Regions from separate parts of the Mus musculus genome. Here region 1 is linked to region 2. A link is a loop called in an ENCODE intact Hi-C map of the cell type or tissue named here. Cell type or tissue: gastrocnemius. All regions are shown on one strand.

Region 1 (2,500 bases), 110 kb before region 2:
GTTTTCTCCCCCTTCTCCTTGTGTGTCGTTGACATCCGGCCTGGCCCTGGGCACCCCAGCCTTCTGGGCCTTCTTCTGGTTCGTGGGTTTCTGCTTCCTGGCCAACCAGTGGCAAGTCTCCAAGCCCAAGGACAACCCTCTGAACGAAGGGACGGACGCAGCCCGGGCTGCCATCGCCTTCTCCTTCTTCTCCATTTTCACGTGGGTGAGTACAGGTCCTGTAGAGTCCCTACTTGTTCCAGCCGAACCCCAGGCTGTGTCCCATGGAGTAGATGGGCTAAGCCTGGCTTCCCGGAGGGAACCTGCTCCAAGGCCACCTGCAGCCCAGCCTCCCTGAGCGAGGCAGCCCCTTGGCTTGATGTGGAACACTTTCCTAAGGATGTGACTTGAACATCACCATATAGCCCAGATAGTTCATGAGCTCGAGAGCCTCCTGTCTTAGCCTCTGAGCACACAGCACACCTTTGTGCTTCCCTTTCACGGACAGAATCTTCACTCTTGGGGTCTCCCCACTCCAGGAGAAAGCTTCCTATTGGCTCTGCTTTCCAAACAAGGAAACCGGGGCTCAGTAACTTCGCAATGTACTTGTTTATTTTTTTGTCTTTTTAAGGAATTTTATTTTTAGGTCTGGCATGGTGGCATTCACCTTTAATCTCAACATTGGGAGACAAGAGGCTGGCTGATCTCTGAGTTTGAGGCTGTCCTGGTCTATAGAATGAGTTCCAGGGCTACACGGGGAGACCCTGTCTCAAAAACCAAACCAAACCAAACCAAACCAAACCAAACCAACAAACAAAGCAAAAAAATATGGAGGAATGTGTTATCTAGGGGTTCAGCATGCTGGAGCCTGTCCTTTTCAGGGCTAGCCGAAGGTCTCAAGGGCTTCCTGTGCCACAGCAATGCTAGCCCGTCTAGGTCACATCCATTTCCTCCCTTGCTAGTCTCCCTCCAGTCGAGAGAGGTTGGGGTGTCAACATGCCCCCTTTCCTCTTCCCCCTTCTGTTACTCTGTTGTAAGTTCTTCAAGGGACCCCCTTGGCCTGCACACAGTCAGTCTTCCCTCTCCCCACTCTCCCTGGATGACTTTAAAGATTTATTTATTTATTTTATGTATATGAGTTGCTGTCCTCAGACTCACCAGAAGAGGGCATCAGATCCCATTATACATGGTTGCGAGCCACCATGTGGTCGCTGGAAATTGATTGAACTCAGGACCTCTAGAGAGTCTTAACCACTGAGCCATCTCTCCAGCCCAGACTTCTTTTTCTTTTTGAGGACCCCAACAGCCATCTTCTGGGGGCACTCTATACCTCAGTATTGGGAACTAAGAGTTTTGTGGTTCAGGTCCCAGAAGCCAGCCATGGTCACCGTAGAGCTCTTGATACCTTCAGGACTAGGCAGAAAGATCAAAGTGGCCTCAGGGAGCTCATTTAGGAAGAAGGTACCCTAAAAAGTAGGACTTCCCCTATTCCTGCCCTTGGCTAAGACGGTGCCGCTGACAGGAACATAGCGATTGGATTGAGGGAAAACACCGAATAGCTTGGTGCTGCTGCCCACTGCCAGCCCTTCCTGAGGCAGCTCTGCCCTTCGGCTTCCTCAGCGACCTCACCCCTGCTCTCTCTGGCAGAGCCTGACAGCAGCCCTGGCCGTACGCAGATTCAAGGAGCTTACCTTCCAGGAGGAATACAACACACTGTTCCCTGCCTCCGCACAACCGTAGTCCCTGAAGGACAGGGAGTCTACACCTCAGGAGGGCCCAGTGTTGGAGATGTGTGATCACTAGGACAGGAGGAGGCTGGCTGGGGAAGTCAGCTATGGCTCACCATTGGCTAGCTCATGCAGCATCGCTTCCTTGGTTTATTCTTTGTGTTTGTTCCTTCAGTAAACATTTATTGAGCAGCTATTTTGTGCCTGTGTGGATTAGACAGGGCCCTGGCCCCAGGAGCCTATTGGCTGGGGAAGAGAACAACAGCCAACCTTCCACAAAGTGGGGTGGGCTGTTAAAAGGTCTGAAGTGCTGGGCGGTGCTGGCCTACACCTTTAATACCAGCACTCAGGAGGCAGAGGCAGGCGGATTTCTGAGTTCGAGGCCAGCTTGGTCTACAGAGTGAGTTCCAGGACAGCCAGGGCTACATAAAGAAACCCTGTCTCAAAAAACCAACCCCCCCCCAAAAAAAAGGTCTGAAGTGCCTCCAGGAAGGGGGTATGCTACAGACATGGTGTGAAGGACCAGCTTGGTGTCTCCCTAGGCTGGCTTCCTACAGAGGGCTAGCCTGGAGTGTTGGAGGATCTGTGGCCTGGCTCAATTTTCCCATGCCATGTGACTGAGAGCAAATCCTTGCACCATGCTGAATCTTAGTCAATTTTCCTAGCCTGACTGATAATGGATCAATGACTTCAGGCTGAGCAAGGGCCAGCACAGGGCTTGGCACAGAGATGCTCAATAAATGTCAGTTCTGCTGTTCATTCATTCATTCATTCATTCATTCCTTGAGTGAGGC
Region 2 (2,500 bases):
ACCCTCACGACAGGACAGTGTGACCTTTTGGTCTGACACCCACAGGTTCCACTTAACTTCCTTTACTCTGTCTTGGTTCAACTTATTGCTGCATCCAGTCTGGCTGCAGACTGTGAGACCCACCCTGAAAGCTGGGCATGGTGGCATACGCTTGGAACCTTAGCCATTGAGAGTCTGAAGCCGGAGAGTCATCTTGAGACCACCACCAGCTGGGCTACCTAGTGAGAAAGAAAGGAAGGAAGGAAAGAAAGAAAGAAGAGGGGGTACTGGGGAGATGGCTCACTGGTTAAGAGCACCAGCTGCTCTTCCGGAGGACCAGAGTTCAATTCCCCACCACCCACATAGCAATTCACAGCTGTCTATAACTCCAGTTCTAGGGTATTGCCTACTCTCATGCAAGCAACACCAACACATTAAAAATTAATAAATTTAAAAAGAAAGAGGGAGGGAGGAAGAGAAGGAAAATGAAGGAGGGCTGGAGCTAAGGCATCATTGTTAGAGCATTTGATTGGTATGCAGGAAATCTTGGGTTTGATCTTCCAGGCTGCTGGAACCAGGCATGATGGTTCACGCATGGAATCTGAGCAGTCGGAAGATGGAGGGGAAGGAACAGGAATTCAAGCTCATCCTCAGCCCCACGGCAAGTTTGAGGCCAGCCTGAGCCACCTGATTGGACCCAGTCTCCCTGAGAGCCTGGGTTCTTGATCTTGGCATTACTGTCATTCTGGGTCAAGCTCACTCTTGGTCATGGAGCCGTGACACAGGTGGCAAGTTATTAGTAGTATCCTAGCCTCTGACAGCTAGATGCCAGTGCAATACCCTCCCCAAAAGCATGACAACCAACTGTGTCCCTAGACACAGAATATCCCTTTCCACTTAGAGCTGGTGTGTGTGTGTGTGTGTGTGTGTGTGTGTGTGTGTGTGTGTGCTAAGATGCCCTAGAGCAGATGTTCCCAACCTGTGGGTCCGACCCCTTTGAAGCTGCTTTACGATCCTTTCACAGAGACAGTTTAAGACCATTAGAAAACACAGATGTTATAGAGTTAGGGAGGTTGAGAACCACTGCCCTAGAAGGAACTAGAAATATGGGCAAGAGAAGCAGATGCAGGAGAGCCCAGTTCAAGACCACTGCTGGCTACATACAGAGTGTATCATTGTCTCAAAACAAAACAAAAAGCAAGGTGTGTCGGTGCCTGCCGTTCATCCCAGCACCCAGAAGGCAGAGAGACCGGTCTGATCTCTAAGTTTCAGGCTAGTCAGGGCTACATAGGGAGACCCCCGCCTCAAAAAACAAACAAACAAACAAACCAAAACCAGAAAGGGGGAATGGGCTGCCAGGTGCTGCCCAGATGACCTTGAGTAGCTCTGAGGGAGCCTGGGCGCGCTGAATTGGGTGGACTGGTTACCAGTTTTCTGAGGTCAACGACAGAGCACACTAACCCAACTGGGTCCCTTCCAGCTGGGCTGCACTGCCCCCTGGTGGTCAGCGAGGCCTAAGGCACCCACCTGCCAGCTCTCTCCCCCTTCATTCTTCGTTGTGCTACAGAGGACTCAAAGCAGTTCATACAAACATCTATAGCCAGGGTGCCGATGAGGTAGTTGGATGAATGAACACATGCCCCGCCAAGCCGGACATCCTGAGTTTCATCCCTTGCATCCAGATGCTGGATGGAGAGAACTGACTCCTGTAGGCGCACATGCAGCACATGTATGCAATAAACAAACAAGCGTAATATAACACCTCAGTTATAGATATGGTTTTGTTTGGTTTGGTTTTTTTGAGACAGGGTTTCTCTATGTATCCCTGCCTGTCCTGGAACTTACTATGTAGACCAGGCTGGCCTTTTAACTCACAGAGATCTGCCTCCCTCTGCCTCTTTAGTGCTGAGATTAAAGGTGTGAGCCACCATTGCCTGGACCCATATTATGGTTTTATGAAAGCATTTATATGTATGAAAATTTAACTATATATTTTAAAAGATTTATGTGCATAGGTGTTTTGCAGGCATGTATATCTGTGTACCACATGTATGCAGTACCTATGGAGGCCAGAAGAGGGCGATGAATACTCTGGAACTGGAGTTGATTGTGCTGATGACCCCTTGTCCTCTTGCAGGGCAGTCAGTCAGTGCTTTTAACCACTGCACTATTTCTCTGCCCCTCTGAGTGTATTTTAGTTACATTCACTGCAGTGAACAATCTGCATTATTCATCTTTTGACAGATATCATTTTTTTCCTAAACGCAGCCTAGATTTTCAAAGACAAGGTGGATACTGACATAAAAAGACAAAAAACAAAACAAAACTGGGCATGGTGATGCACACCTCAAATCCCAGCACTCAGGGAGGCAGAGGCAGGCAGATCTCTGAGTTCAAGGCCAGCCTGGTCTACAGAGTGATGTTCAGGACAACCAGGGCTACACGGAGAAACCCTGTCTTGAAAACCAAGAAAGGGGGGTGGGCGAGGGGAGGGAAAGAGTCAGGCAGACGGACTGTGCAT

The links. A loop is a pair of places that touch in the nucleus more often than their neighbours do. Peaks named below come from ENCODE experiments on the same cell type or tissue, not always from the same donor. Only the 100,000 strongest peaks of a DNase experiment are listed, where the experiment ranks them.
Region 1: it touches region 2 in a loop (2.3-fold over the local background); 9 of 42 quality-filtered maps call a loop at or near these places.

Annotation. Positions count from the first base shown.
Region 1 is chr15:80,111,540-80,114,039 of GRCm38, forward strand. Syngr1 (synaptogyrin 1) reads left to right here. Exons shown (of 4, transcript NM_207708.1): 3 at 60-205. Among named protein-coding and RNA genes, the nearest start is that of Tab1, 20 kb to the right of the region's middle. In gastrocnemius, a CTCF peak has its summit at 1,142 (motif pointing right); no DNase peak of the experiment used is centred here.
Region 2 is chr15:80,223,946-80,226,445 of GRCm38, forward strand. Gm46521 (a long non-coding RNA gene) reads left to right here and starts at 1,656. Exons shown (of 2, transcript XR_001781722.2): 1 at 1,656-2,500. In gastrocnemius, CTCF peaks have their summits at 1,478 (motif pointing left) and 2,045 (motif pointing right); DNase peaks (open chromatin) are centred at 1,467 and 2,048.